Regions from separate parts of the Mus musculus genome. Here region 1 is linked to region 2. A link is a loop called in an ENCODE intact Hi-C map of the cell type or tissue named here. Cell type or tissue: gastrocnemius. All regions are shown on one strand. Links, peaks and the distances in the headings refer to the core of each region. The heading gives the core; the rest is flanking DNA.

What was found. Hi-C counts contacts between places; a loop is a spot of excess contacts. Peaks named below come from ENCODE experiments on the same cell type or tissue, not always from the same donor. Only the 100,000 strongest peaks of a DNase experiment are listed, where the experiment ranks them.
Region 1: a loop joins it to region 2, with 5 times the contacts of the local background. A loop is called at or near these places in 3 of 42 quality-filtered maps.

What each region holds. Positions count from the first base shown.
Region 1 is chr16:91,638,953-91,646,367 of GRCm38, reverse strand. It overlaps Gart (phosphoribosylglycinamide formyltransferase), which reads left to right. Exons shown (of 22, transcript NM_010256.2): 2 at 3,222-3,411; 3 at 4,679-4,774; 4 at 4,982-5,156; 5 at 6,917-7,028. The coding sequence starts at 3,267. Among named protein-coding and RNA genes, the nearest start is that of Gart, 4.3 kb to the left of the region's middle. In gastrocnemius, for the core only: no CTCF peak of the experiment used is centred there; no DNase peak of the experiment used is centred there.
Region 2 is chr16:91,006,367-91,013,781 of GRCm38, reverse strand. It overlaps Synj1 (synaptojanin 1), which reads left to right and starts at 2,474. Exons shown (of 32, transcript NM_001164483.1): 1 at 2,474-2,689; 2 at 3,613-3,758. The coding sequence starts at 2,592. 4930404I05Rik (RIKEN cDNA 4930404I05 gene) reads right to left here and starts at 2,533. Exons shown (of 3, transcript NR_028368.1): 1 at 2,463-2,533. In gastrocnemius, for the core only: no CTCF peak of the experiment used is centred there; DNase peaks (open chromatin) are centred at 2,580 and 3,619; H3K4me3 peaks cover 2,734 bases; H3K27ac peaks cover 2,603 bases.

The DNA.
Region 1 (7,415 bases), core at 811-5,810, 630 kb before region 2:
CCTGCTATTTCACAGATCCTGACTAGTAAAATGAAAATTGTCTTCTTGCACTGCTTTCTTATTCAAGTTAGATTTTTTAAAAAGTTTAATGGCTTCAGCTATTTCTCTAAGAAAATGACACAGAATTGAACTAAAGTCTATCTTATGTGTAGGAGCGTTGTCCCTTACATGTATGTTTGTGCCCACGTGCATACAATGAACGCCCCAAAGAAGCCGGAAGAAAGCATTCAGTCTCCAGACCCAGATTAGGATGTTTGTGAGCCACCTTGTGGGTGCTGGGAGACTAAACCCCAGCCCTCTGCAAGAGAACTAAGTGTTCTTAACCTTACCAGTCTGCTTGGGTTTTCCTTAAATATGTAATCCCAAAGTAAAGGATCAATTTAGAATTTACATATTTCAGTTTTCTTCTTTCCGTAACCATCTTCTACATAAGTAAATATCTTGATAATATCTTTGCTCCCCCCCCTCCTTTTATTGGTGCTAGAATTTGAACACAAGGCTTCTATTCTAAGCAATAGGTATCAATTAGGTATATGAAGTAACAACACATAGCAAATTAGTACTTCCTATTTCTGGGTACTTTGTAGTATACAATATTTTTTTTTAAAGAATTGTTTATTTTATGTATGTGAGTACACTGTAACTGTCTGAAGACACACCAGAAGAGGGCATTGGATCCCATTACACATGGTTGTGAGCCACCATGTGGTTGCTGGGGATTGAACTCAGGACCTCATCAGTGCTCTTAACCACTGAGCCATCTTTCCAGCCCCCCCCCCCCCACACACACACACCTTTTTTTCTTAAAGAATTGTTTCAGTTAATTCTTTTTTTTTTTTTTTTTTTTTTAAAGATTTATTTATTTATTATATGTAAGTACACTGTAGCTGTCTTCAGACGCACCAGAAGAGGGCATCAGATCTCATTACGGGTGGTTGTGAGCCACCATGTGGTTGCTGGGATTTGAACTCCTGACCTTTGGAAGAGCAGTCGGGTGCTCTTACCCACTGAGCCATCTCACCAGCCCCCAGTTAATTCTTAAGAACTAAACTTTTAACAAATGCTTGTATTCAAATGAGATGTTAGTATTTAATTGTGGTTTCTAATAGATTTCCAATCTAGAGACTCCCGTAAGATCTCAAATCATAAGCCTGCAAGCTGTAGACAATAGACAAATGATTCTGCCACTTGTTTTTGTGTGGATACCAAACAAAACTGGTGGGAGGAGCCAGATGTGGTGGCACATGCTTGTAATCTCAGCACTAGGGAAGCAGAGGCCAGAGGATCTCGCTGAAGCCCTGAGACCTGCTGTAGCAAGTTCTCAGTCAACCAGGGATACAGAGGGGAAAAAATATTGAAGGAAACTGGTTGAAGTTGCAGTGCCCAAAATATGCTTAGTTTGTTATGGCCCTCCTGTGCATAATGGCTTCCTGTTGCTTAGAGTGCTGACTAGGCAAGGACCTCTGCCCACTGTGGACATAAATCCTTCCTCTGGGTGATGTACACTCACTTATGTCCTGTCAACATCACAATACAAACTTCATAGTTTGGACAATGCACAGATGGCCCTCAAATATATTTATTTCCTGGCCCTTGACAGAGAAATTGTGTACTGTTAATGCCTGTTCTCTGTGCCACCTCAAGGTTTAAATTTGGGTATAATGACACATGCCTGCTATCCCAGCTACTTGAAGACTGGGGCAAGAATCTGGTGTGTTTTCTTTCTTTCTTCTTTTTTTTTTTTTTTTTTTTTGGCTTTGGAGACAGGGTTTCTCTGCAGTTCTTGCTGTCATAGAGATCACTCTCTAGTCTGTAGACTGGCCCCAAACTCAGAGATCCTCCTGCCTCTACCTCCTGAGTGCTGGGATTAAGGGAATGTGCCAACACACACCAGCACAAAAGAATCTCTTGAGCTCAGAAATTCAGGCCTAGGGTAAGCAAAGTAGCAGGACCCCATCTCCTGAACGAATAAGCAAATATCGAAATCCATTTTCTTGCTAAGGGTTAATAATTATCAGATCTTCCAAAAGAGGAGGGATGTTGGTAGATTATTTCTCAGATAAGGTGCTGTATTAGTATGCAGGTTTTTAATTGGTTTGTTGGGTTTGCTGTTATGATATTACAGGCTAGGTAAATTACAGGGAAAAGATGTTTGTGTAGGCTTATGGTTACGGAGGTGTGTGGTCTCTGTAAGTGGGTCCACCTCCTTAGCACATGCCCACTTTTCCTGAAATGATGGTCATAGCTTTCCAATTCTAACCTCCCGGGGCTTTTTACAGGGGGGGGGTCTGACTTTTTAGCTTATTATTTTATGAATATTTTTCCTGCATGTATGTGTCCCTTGTGCCCAAGGAAGACATCAAAGAAAGGTTCTCTGGATCTAGAGTTACAAACAGTTGTTAGCCACCATACAAATGTTAGGAACTGAACCCAGGTCCTCTGGAAGAGCAACCTGAGCCATCTCTCTAGCTCTTGTTTTTTGGTTTTTTGTTTTGTTTTGGGTTTGTTTGGGGGTTTTTGGTTGGTTGGTTGGTTGGTTGGGTTTTTTTGTTTGTTTGTTTGTTTGTTTTTGTTTTTTTGTGAGACAGGGTTTCTCTGTGTAGCCCTGGCTATCCTGGAACTCCCTCTGTAAACCAGGCTGGCCTCAAACTCAGAAATTGGCCTGCCTCTGCCTCCCAAGTGTCGGGATTAAAGGCGTGCGCCACCACGCCTGGCCTAAATCCCAATTTCTAAATAACGAATCTCTGGATGAAAATGTCACATGTATAAAAACAAATGATTATGTGAAAATCCTATTTATAAATTATGATTTTTACAGCCAGGTATGGTAGCAATCCTAACACTTGGATAGTGGCTAAAACAGGGGGTTTCCCATGAGTTTGAGTCTAGCCTGAGCAACATAGCAAGACTTTCTCATAACAAAAAGAATAGCTGGAGGCACAGCTCAGTGGTTAAGAGCACTGACTGTTCTTCTAGGGGTCTGGGGTTTGATTACCAGCAACTAGTGACTAACAACCACCTGTACTACAAGCCCAGTTCCGGTGGATCCAACAATCTCTTCTGGCCTCCATGAACACATAGCACAGCTGTGGTACACAGGCATACATGCAGGCAAAACACCAGCACACATAAAAAATTAACAAAATGAAACACCACCAAAAAAGAGAAATTGTTTTTCAAAATACATGTGATGTAAAATGTCGCCTATGGTTTACTTTCAGCAGGTGGTTGCATTTTGTTTCTGAATCCCTGCTTCGGAGACAGCCATGGCAGCCCGAGTTCTTGTCATCGGTAGCGGGGGAAGGGAACATACCCTGGCCTGGAAGCTCGCACAGTCTCCTCAGGTCAAGCAAGTGTTGGTTGCCCCAGGAAACGCAGGCACTGCGTGCGCTGGGAAGATCTCCAATGCTGGTAATTATGTTTCAAAATGGGGAGCGGTGGTTAATATTTGATAATAAAAGACGGCTCACATATGCTCTTTAGTAAGGTGTGTTTCTATTTAAGTTTGAATGCATTCTAAGTTTACATTTTTTGAGGTATTAACGTGAATTCTCAGTGTGTGAGGGGAACAAAGCTTAGTGTCCCTTAAGCCTTCTGAGCCACTGTGACCGAAAAGACAACACGTGCACGGTGGGGACTGGAGGTGTTGTAGATTCATGTACAGAGTCGTGAATGGGGCTGTCGACTGTGGAGGCTGGTCCCATTGATAATCGGTTCATAGACTAAACAGTTTGCAGGATGTAGGGTAGAACCAAGCTCCCCATCTTACCCTTACAAAGACCTACCTGTCTTGTTTCACCTTGTTTGTACAATAGCCAATGCCCCACATCATATTTATGAAGGGAATCAGGAGAAAGACAGAAATAATAAGGAAACACCCCCTTCTCTGAGGCGCTTTGTCTAGAGACAAGGTATTGTGTGCTTATTAGAGAAGTGGCTCGTCTGTGTCTGTGCACTTGGAGTTGTAGGGACACCCATCAGAATCACCCAGGATGATCCTAAACTAACTGCCATTGGCAGCAGCTGAGGAGAAGGGGTGCCCTCACTTGTTGCTTCTGCTGTACTGATGGAGTTAGTCCAACTAGGCCCAGTTGTGTTTTGATGGAGAGGCTAGCTTTCTCTGGACATGGAGAAGAGTTTTCTTACATAGTTTTCTTGCTTTCTTTGCTTAAACAGCTCAAAGACCCTTCCTGACTCGACCAGAACTAGCCTCCCAGTTTGCCTTAGAGCAGATTTGTTTGCTTTGTCCGTATTTGCTATGGCTAGTATTAACGCAATATATTATTAGTATCATAAGATTAAGGGTCCTAGTTTGTTGTAACATCTTAATCGCAGGGCTTACCACAGTACCTAATACACAGTTGATTTTCAATAAACTTTGAGTGACGTTTAAAGGACGTTTCTGAGTGTATTGTCTGGGCTTGTCTGATTACTCTGTGACCAACACTGGGACAGGGGCAGTCGCATTATAATATTGAGAGTCACTCAACTGCTGCAAAGCTTTCTTGAACCTAATGCACTATTTGGAGGTTCTCATGGTGAAATTACTAACTGTACCAACAGAAGCAAACCAACAATTAACTTGGTTTTTAATTACCTTACTAAGGCTAGTGCTTAGTTTATTTCATTAACCGGGGCTATTTTTGCACATGTGTGAGTTTATATTTTCTGCTTGCAGCTGTCTCTGTCAATGATCACAGTGCCCTCGCTCAGTTCTGCAAGGATGAAAAGATTGAACTCGTAGTTGTCGGACCAGAGGCCCCTCTGGCTGCAGGTAACCTTGTGTCTCACTGTTAGAACATACACGGGGCCCACAGAAGACTAGAGATCACTGCATCTGACTCGCTTGTCCACGAGGATTTGTAATAAAATACATGAGAAGAGGAGCTTTCATCCCTTAAAGTTTAATCTAATCATAATTCATATTTGGTCTGAGTCCATGGAGACCCTGGACCACCTAGACTTCTGTTTGGTTCTGTAGGAATTGTTGGGGACCTGACCTCTGCAGGAGTACGATGCTTTGGCCCCACAGCACAAGCAGCTCAATTAGAGTCCAGTAAGAAGTTTGCTAAAGAGTTTATGGACCGCCATGAAATCCCAACTGCACAGTGGAGAGCATTCACCAACCCTGAAGATGCCTGCAGCTTTATTACAAGGTGGGCAAAAAGTCACCTTTAAAGGGCAGGTGTTTTATAAAGTCACTTTAGTGGTTAAAAAAAAAAAAAAAAAAAAGTTGCCAGGCAGCCCTTGGGAGGCAGAGGCAAGTGAATCTCTTGAGTTTGAGGCCACAGAGTGAGTTTCAGGACAGCCAGGGCTACACAGAAAAACCATGTCTTTAAAAAAAAAAAAAACGGGGCTAGAGAGATGGCTAAGCAGTTAAGAGCACCAACTGTTCTCCCAGGGGTCCTGAGTTCATTTCCCAGCAACTACGTGGTAGCTCACAACCATCTGTAATGGGATCTGATGCCCTCTTCCGGTGTGTCTGAAGACAGCTACAGTGTACTCAAATACAATAAATAAATAAATGTTTTAAAAAAAAAGAAGAAGAAGCCGGGCAAGTGGTGGCACACGCCTTTAATCCCAGCACTTGGGAGGCAGAGGCAGGTGGATTTCCGAGTTCGAGGCCAGCCTGGTCTACAGAGTGAATTCCAGGACAGCTAGGGCTATACAGAGAAACCCTGTCTCAGAAAAAAAAAGAAAAAAGAAAGAAAAACAAAAAGTAAAAAATGTTTACTTCTTAGGCTTTCACAGGTTTATATTGAATTAATTATGGAAATATACTCTCAATAAAATAACTCATTTCCTTTATACCACTAAAATAAGATCGGATTCTCCAGTATTTGGGAGGTAGAAGCTAAAGGGTCAGTTCAAAGCCAGCCTGGACTACGTGGATCCAAAAGGAGAAGGAATTAAAAAAGAAACACTCTGTGTGTGCTTCTCTTGAATAATCTTGTCGACTGTATGTTGATGTCTTCACTATTGAGAAATCTCTAAGAGGAAGCACAGCAAGGCTAATGGCAATCCTCCTGCTTCAGCCTCCTTAGTGCTAGGATAGTAGGCGTAACCCGCCATACCCAGCAGAGTTTCTGAATTTGTAAGCTTTTTTTTTCAACAACTTATTTACTCTGTGTGTGTGTGCACGTGCAAGTGTGCGTGTACACATGGGCACACGACTCTACACTTGTATCAGACTATAGCTTGTAAGAGTCAAGTTCTCTCCTTCTACCACGTGGGTTCCAGGAATGAACTCAGGTCAGCCACCTCGCTGACCCTAGATCTTTCTTTATTCATTCTTCATCCTGCAAGGCTCCTTTTTTTCCAGGGGTAGTGGGCAAGAGAGGATTAAATGTGTAGTCCAGGCTGTCACTCTGTAGACCATGCTGGCCTCAAACTCAAGAGATTCACCTGCCTCTGCCTCTGCCTCTGCCTCCCAAGTGCTAAGGTTAAAGATGTGTGCTCCCACTGCCCAGCTCCTACACTGACTGTTGTTACCCATAGCCATGCGCCTTGGGTAAGTGACAGCTTAGTTACTTACTTTGGCTAAGCCTCCTTCCAGATCTCCAGCCCACAACATTGCTTTGTGTGTTCTAGAAATGGTCTGTGGGTGTCTGCCAGTGTTAGTCTCCTACAGCAGTATCCCTTACGTAAGTGAGAGGCTTTGCTTTGTATTTTAAAGATTATCTGTTCTACAGGTCTGCTTATTTTTTATATGATTCTTCCTTATGTGACCTAACTATATGTGGAAAAAGCAAAATTGTGCATGCTTTATGATCAAAATTACAAAGGAATTTTTAAAAATTTTTGGCAAGTAGTACCTGAAACAATGCTGGAATCATCTTTTTCTGTGTCCCTTTCAATTTTGCTAAACCATTCTGTTAAAAAGCACAGACCACTAACTGCTCCCCTGTCCTTACAGCGCGAACTTTCCTGCTTTGGTTGTGAAGGCCAGTGGCCTTGCAGCAGGGAAGGGAGTGATTGTGGCCAAGAGCCAAGCGGAGGCCTGCAGAGCTGTACAGGAGATCATGCAAGTAGGTGGACGCTCCTGAGAGGTTCTCTGTGTATACACGCTGCAGGCTTCTGGAGTGGGCCTCAATGTGTCAGTTCTCATTGTACTGTGTGTAACAGATTTACAAGGTCTTACAGCTCTCTCTCCAAGTCCTTGAGAACAAAGACATTGCCCAGTGTGTCCCAAGTCTTAGAAGTAGATTCGGGGATGGATAGATACAATGTTGCTTTCCGAGTCTACTTTGATGATTGTCACTTAACCGCTTAGAGAAAGCCATTTTCACATACTCGGTTTGGTCTAATGTGTGTGGACAAAGCTACATGGTCATCTTCAGGAATTAGGATGAAGTGATGATCATAAAATTACCTCAGCAAACTGAGAAATGTGTCCGTCACATCTGTACCTGTTG
Region 2 (7,415 bases), core at 1,277-6,276:
CACTCATTCTCATGAATTAAAACAAACACAAATATGTATTTGGGCCTTAAACTGTTTCCAAGCCCATCAGTATAAAACCACTCTTCCTATATCCAGCTTTAGTAATTGTTTGGATAAGCTCCAACTGCCTATGCTAACACTTAGGAACAGGCTTGGACACTGTCCTAGGAGTCTGATGCAAGGTGAATGGAGACCAGAACTGCATATAGAAAGTGCTCGTTATGTCTCGACGAGGTTGTCACTCCTGAATGAGTAAAGAGCACTAAATATGGAATTCTCAGCTGCCATAACACTGGTATTTACTAGCTGAGTGTCTTAGAACAGCTACTCTCTTGAGTGCTTAAGGCCAAAAACTGGAAATAACTGTCACTGGAATCATGTATCTTATAAAGGTTCTCAGCTCAACGTATAGATTCTAGTGGTTTCTGGTGCACCTGGGTTTGTCATAATTCTCCATTCTACCATTTGTCTTCATGCCCCTACATGGGGACCTGATTCCCCTCTGCCTCCTTTGTAACAAACGGTACCTGTGATTTCGTCTCGGTCTCTTGTATAACCACAACAGTCTACCAGATATCCAAAACTTTTTTAGACTCGGGTCACCCAGTCATCTGTCGTTTGCTAGCGACAAGAATCAGGGTATGAGCATTCTGACAGCCTCACCATTGCTCAGTTCCAGTCAGCACAATTGGCTTCTTTGCAAAGCTTTAGACTGTGCCTATATATTTTGAGTTAGTCTACTATAGACACTGGTTTGCTAAAACGTGCAGCTACTTGGATATGTTGTAACAATAATAAATAGAAAAGGGACAATAAGGAATGTTCAAAGGTCACTAGTATGCTTTTCAAATCTTGGGTTTATTTTATAATTAAAAATGTATTTTGAAAGGACTTGGGAAAGCTAAGACCTACCACTGCTGCTTTAGCTTAATTTGAAGAAAGACATTATAACAGAAGCTTGGACCTCCGCTTTCTTAGTTCAGGATACCAAGAATAGGCAGAAGGCTGGCTTTAGAAAGCGCTTAGTGCCATGATTTCCACCTTGACAAAGAGTTTTTGGTGTAGTTTCACAGGGATTCTTGGTGTGAAAAGAATGATGGGGTAAGCAAGTTTGATTACAGCTCCACTTGGGGTAATTTCAGTTGTCATAAAAAGGTTCATCCCTAGGGCTGGGGATGCCCCCCAGCTTGTAGAATGCCTGCCTGGTACGCATGAAGCTTTGGGTTCAGTCTGTCACCACGTAAACCAGGTATGGTTGGCACACTAGCCTGGGCTCTGTGCTACTTTGTCTCAAAAAACAAAAGCTACCTCCAAAGTACTACAATTCAGTGGCCAGCTCTCCTGAACCCGTTTTTGTCGGTGCATGTCATATACAGTCATCACACTTAAGAAAAATCCCACTCTCAAACATCCCTGTTTTATTTAAAGGACTGTCCCCACCTGAAATGGACACTTCTTGGGAGGGAAAAATGGCTAACCACAATTCACAGCAAGCAATTGTTATTATAAGCTTGTGGTTACTGTAACCACAACAAAAAAGTAAAAGTTGTTCTTAGGAGACTAAGTGAAAAGATCTAAGAACTGAATCCAAGTGTGTATCTCCTTGGCTGGAGGTGGCTTCTCTTGTGTTTAGTTTGCTTTTAATATTTTAAAACTAGGGTGGATTTGTCTTCTCTAAAATAGAGAAGCGTTGAGTCACATGACAGCATGTTAGAGGAAATGTTTTTATGCAATACGTCATATTTAAATTGTGCTTTTGGGAAGAAAGTAAAAAGGGGAAGAGGCTAGGGGAAAGCAAAGGCAAATGGAACATGATTGCCGTGCTCCTTGGATTCTCAATTCCTCTCTAAAGCCCCAGGGACTACAATGTCCTCCCATTTTTGTCTCTGAAGTATAGGCAGAATAATTCTGCTGGACACAAGTTTTAGACATAATGTCTCGTTTAAAAAGATAGTTTGAAACAGTGTGATGCCCTTAGTTATAAAATTCCACGGCTGGCAAATCGACAGTGACAGCCATGTTTTGTTTGACTGCCTGGAGTTTCTGGTTGCTGGCTTCCCCCACTCTCCACTGCATTCGGTTGAGCACTCTTCCATCGCCCCTGGAGCTCGGAGAACACACTGAAACAGCCAGGGAACAGCCTCCTGCTGCCTCCCTGACGACAGACACCATGGACAGCTCTTCGAGCGCCACCCAGCCGGCGCGGGGTGCACACCGTCCCCCGCCTCGCACTCGCCCATCGCCCATCAGGTCTGCGGAGGCGGCAGGGGGTGGTCCTGATGCCCGACTCGAGCACGAATCAACACGGGCTCCCCCAGCTCTTTCCTGAAGTCCCTCCCTGTCGCCCGCGGGGAGGGCAGAGCTACAGGGCTCCACGCGAGGAGGACGGACCCTCCCTCTGCCGGCTCCCCTGGCCGTGCCACCTTCCCACTCCCGGGGCGACGGAGGCTCGCTTCACGGACCCAGGACGCGGCGGCCGCAGGAACCCGGTGACCAGTAAGCGCCCTGCTCGGCAGCACGGTCCCGCGTGGGCGGAAACGGCTCCGCCCTTTCACCCTAAGGGGCGGGCCTTCCGCCTGGGCAGCGGCGCAATGCGGAAGAGCTGGACCTGCTGGAGCGGAAGTGACGCTTCGGGCGGCTGTAGCGGCGGAGGCTGCGGGAGAAGGAGGAGGAGGAGCCGGAGGAAGAGGTGAGGCAGCGGGCGGGAGGGCGGGGGGCGGGGAGCGGCCCGGGCTCTACCCAGGGGCAGCCGGCCGGCCGGGTGGACGCTTCCTGAGCGGTGGCGGCCGTCGCAGCCGGGTCGCAAGCGGTGAGAGGCGGCCGAGGGCCGAGGGCGGCGGGTTGTGTGGAGACCCCGGGGCTGCGGGTGGCTTGCCGTGACAGCGGCTGTCACCCAGCGGGCGGGAAAGGACCCCGTCGGCACAGGCTCCCGGGTATCTCTGGCGGTGCGTAATGGAGGCGCTGAAGCGCCCGGTGCCTCAGTTCCCCCCGGCTCCCCGGGATCTCGTTGAGTGGCGGTGGGATCCATTCGTCACGGTGAGCTTCGTGACTGGGCAGGAGGCGGCAGTCACCTGTGTGGCTTTCCCTGCCCTTCGCCGCCGCCCTGGAGAGTCCGCGGTGTGATAATCCCGTCCCTCTCCGGCCCCCTCAGGAGCTTTGAATCAGCCTGATTAACCTTCCCTCCCATCCCCTTGCCCATTCCGCCTAGGGATCGGCTTGAAGTTTCCCCATCAGTTCCCTTCCCGTAGTGACAGATCGTGAAGCAGGAAGCCGATAAACAACCCCAACTGAAAATACGCTACAGATTTTCCCTTTGGGGAAACATAAATTAAATGGGAAATCCACCTTATCCAAATCAGGACCGACGGTGCTAAAAACCCCTGCCTTGTCCTGCCGTATCTTGAGAACTGGACGCGTTTCCTTTTGCCTTTTGGTTAAGAAAAAAAAAAAAAAAGGTGACGCCTTATCTTTTGGAATAAACCGTTCACCCCTGAGCTCTCTTTTTCTCTACCCCCAACCCCCATCAAACTTGTCAGTGAGGGACCTCAGGAGGACGCCTAGCAGTCCTTGCAGCAGAAGGAAACCTCAGGTGCATTGACTTGGTTTCCACAGGGCTGCCTCTGAAGAAAGGAGAATGGCGTTCAGCAAAGGATTTCGAATCTACCACAAATTGGATCCCCCACCGTTCAGCCTCATAGTGGAAACTAGGCATAAGGAAGAATGTCTCATGTTCGAGTCTGGGGCTGTGGCTGTGCTCTGTAAGTCACGTGTTTTCACCTGCCCGATTCTGATCTCTGTTTTGGTTGTAACTCGCGAGTTCAACAGTTTATAAAAAAAAGGTTCTTGAGAACCTTCTCCCTGAATTTGATCTTCTGAGCTTTAGCGTACGGGTTTGTGCTTTGGCTTAATTTGAATGAAGCCTTATTTTCTGTAAACTGAGATAGCTTAGGGTTTTTATTGGGGTGATGGTGGTGCAGGGCGGTGCAGATTTTGCTGCTGGGAGTTTGTTTTCCATCTGTTCTGCTTCTAGAAGTTTATCTTTTTGTAAAATGGTGTTGCAATTTTGTCTTTATCACATTAACCCAATAAGACAGCTTGCATCTCCTGTTATACCCAGAATTTTGTTAGTCAGATTTAATAGGAATGGTATGATCTGTGCATCATACATCAAACCCTTATTTGTTTATTTATTTATTCAGGTGTCCCTTGTGCTCATGTGTGGTATTGGTGGGTCAGATTCAGGGCTTCAGTCACTCTAGGCAAGTGCTGACCATCCGCTTCTCCAGCCTAAGCTTTTATATCTTTAATAAGAATTGCAGACAGCTCCTAAAATATTTCATGTGACATATGTGCTTGATTTCATATTATTGAAAAATGACCTTTATTTTAAAAGGATTACTTATTGTACCACACAAAATGATGTTTGGGTAAATTTGTGGCAGATAGATGAAAATAAAAGGACTAATTCACATTGTGTTTCGTTCATTTTTTTTTTTTTAATTTAGTCATTTATTTGTGTGTAGGTAGGGGACAAGTGGAGATCAGGACAGCTTCTGGGAGCTCCTCCTACTATATAGGCCCCAGGGATTGAACTCAGGTCTTCAGGCTTGGTGGCAAAAGCTTTTTACCTGCTGAGACATCGAATGTACCCCATGCTTCATTCTTAATACAAGACTGGGGCAGACAACCCCAGTTTGGGATTGTCTCAAGTATTTGTTTTAAACAGATTTTCTAATGGTAACTACTTGTTCTTTTATTATTATTATTATTATTATTATTATTATTATTAATTATCATTATTACTTTAACAGTCTATTAGAGTTATAGCTGGGACCTTCATGATATAGCCAATGCCACTGAATTCCAGACCACCACCCCCTCCCCCTTCTCCTGAGTGCTGAGAATACAGGTGTGCACTACTGTGCAGGATTGACCTTAGGGCTTCATACATGCTAGGCGAGCACTCTGCCAACTGAACCACACCCCCAGCCCTCTTATATTTTGCTCAGACTGTTTATTGAACATGATGTTTGGACTTAAGAGATGGTCAGTTGGTAAATGCTTGCCATGTGAGCATGCAGGTCTGAGTGTGATCTACAGTCCCTTCATGAAAGCCTGGCAGGGCGTCACATGCTTATAATCCCAGCACTGGGGAAGCAGAGGCAGGAAGGTCTCGGGGATCTCTGGTCAGCTGTTGTGGTCAAGTTTCTAAGATCCAGATTTGGCATAAGAATCTAACTCAGAAAATAATATGGAGAGCAATAAAGGAAGATGCTTAATCAGTCTCTGGCCTCCACGCACGCGCACGCACGCACGCGCGCGCTTAAATGACATATTTACTAGTATAAGCCTTAAATAGTTTAAATACTGCTCTTTAGACTCAATAAGAGCATAAAATCCAGACTTATGCATATATGATTTCTATGTTGGTTCAAGTGTAACCTGACTGAAATAGTAAAATTTTATTCTGGTAGAGAAAATGATAGTGACATAATGAACAACCCTTAAGCAAAGATTAGTATATAACAAATGTCTGTATTCTTGGTGTTTCCAGTAATATGATTTAAAGGGAGAGACAAGGGGCAGACACAATCTAAGAAAAAGTTTAAGTAATATTCAGTATGAACTTCAGTGTTCCAAATTGGTTTTTATGTTATGTTTTATTAAAGCATATTGGTTATGTTTTAATAAAATGAAAAATGCCATGCTCCAGTGTTAATCTCCATAATGTGTGTCATACTGTAGATGTGCTTATAGTATTGAACACTGAAATAAAAACATGAGGCCGGAGGGGCTTGGCTAGTAATGTAAACTGTTATCAGCTGCTTGTGTTTGGTTGACATTACTTGATGTATTAATGTTGTCTAGATACAGTTACAAATGGGAAGTCACTGCGGACTTGCAAGTTATGACTTTACCTGTTTTCAGAATTATTGCTGTGTGTTAAAAAAAAATAATCATACTTCTAAAACCTCAGTAGTTTTTATGCCAAATAAGGCTTTTTAAAAGGCTCAAAAACATCTATTGGGTTCATTAATTATGAAGTAGAATAACATTACAATATTCTTAACAATTTATTTTCAGCGCTGAGAATTGAACGTAGGTACTGTGTGTTAAGCATTCTACCACCAAGCTATAGCCATAGCTTAATTGCTTTTAATTCTGTTTGTCTTCATTGGATTTAAGCTATGTGAGTAATTCTCAGACAGCACAAACGTTTGAATACTGCTTCTCTTTGTAACACTAACAGAAATGGATACATATTCTCTTGGATGTGTTATTTTTTCCTATAAACTCTACAGCAACACTTAACTATATTTTGATTTGACTTTTTAATCCATACATAAAAATTACACATGTAGCTACAACCCATGCTGTTTCAATACATTTATACATTATATAATGTTGAAATGGTATTAGACATTTGAAATTTATGGTAAAAACATGCAAAACCCTTTATCCTAGTTTTCATAAAATATACAGAACAGTGTTAGATAAATTGGCTTATAAAATTAGTTAGGTTCTAGGTTGCATTGCATGTCTGTAACCCCAGTATACTCCAGGCACAAAGATCTTGTATTTGAGGCTATCCTCAATATACTGTCACACACACACAAAACAAACTTGGCATTTAATTTGGAGTGATAGCAAAATAGATGTTGTCCTGCATAATAAAACAACCTGCAGAATTTCAAATGCCTGCTGTACTCAGGGACTGTCTGGAAGATCTGGGTGTGTCCTCTTCACTGTCACCATTCCCGACCCGAGAAGCCTCAGGGCACACTGCTTATCAATCTGCAAGAAATGTTCTCTGCAGTCATTCTCATTGTCAAAGTGTGGCCCTGTCTTCTTAAAACAATTCAGATTCCTCCGCCTGGGTTTCAATGTCTTGCTTAGTCTTACTCTACTCTTTCTGTTCAGTGGTGATCTCCTTCCAAGAGCCTGGTGTCTTCAGTGTTCTCCCAAATTACTAGGGACTGAGCAGTCTTCATTGTGTTCTTAGTGGACTTACAACGACTTCATTAATGTTTGAGGTCGGTTGGTTGTTTTCAGTGTTTTGGCTTCCTCACAGTGTTTCTCCTACTTGCTGTGTAGCTGAAGATGACCTTAGCCTCCTGATCCTCCTGAGTGCTAAGCCACTGGGTCCTAGTCTGACACAGTAGTTTCCTATGCCCAGACTGCACAGCATATCCATCTGGGAAGATGTCACAAATACGGGTACCTAGGTTCCTATAGTCCATCAGAATGATAATTTCTGAGCAAACCTTACGTGTGCCTTGCCAGTATAGCTTTACCAGATGACTTTTTTTTAACCTATAGATTTTATCTAAAACTGCCGTGTTTTCAGAATTTTAATGAGGGGATTGTGTATTATAGGGCTAATCATTTTCTTGAAGCCCTCAGGCTGAACTGAA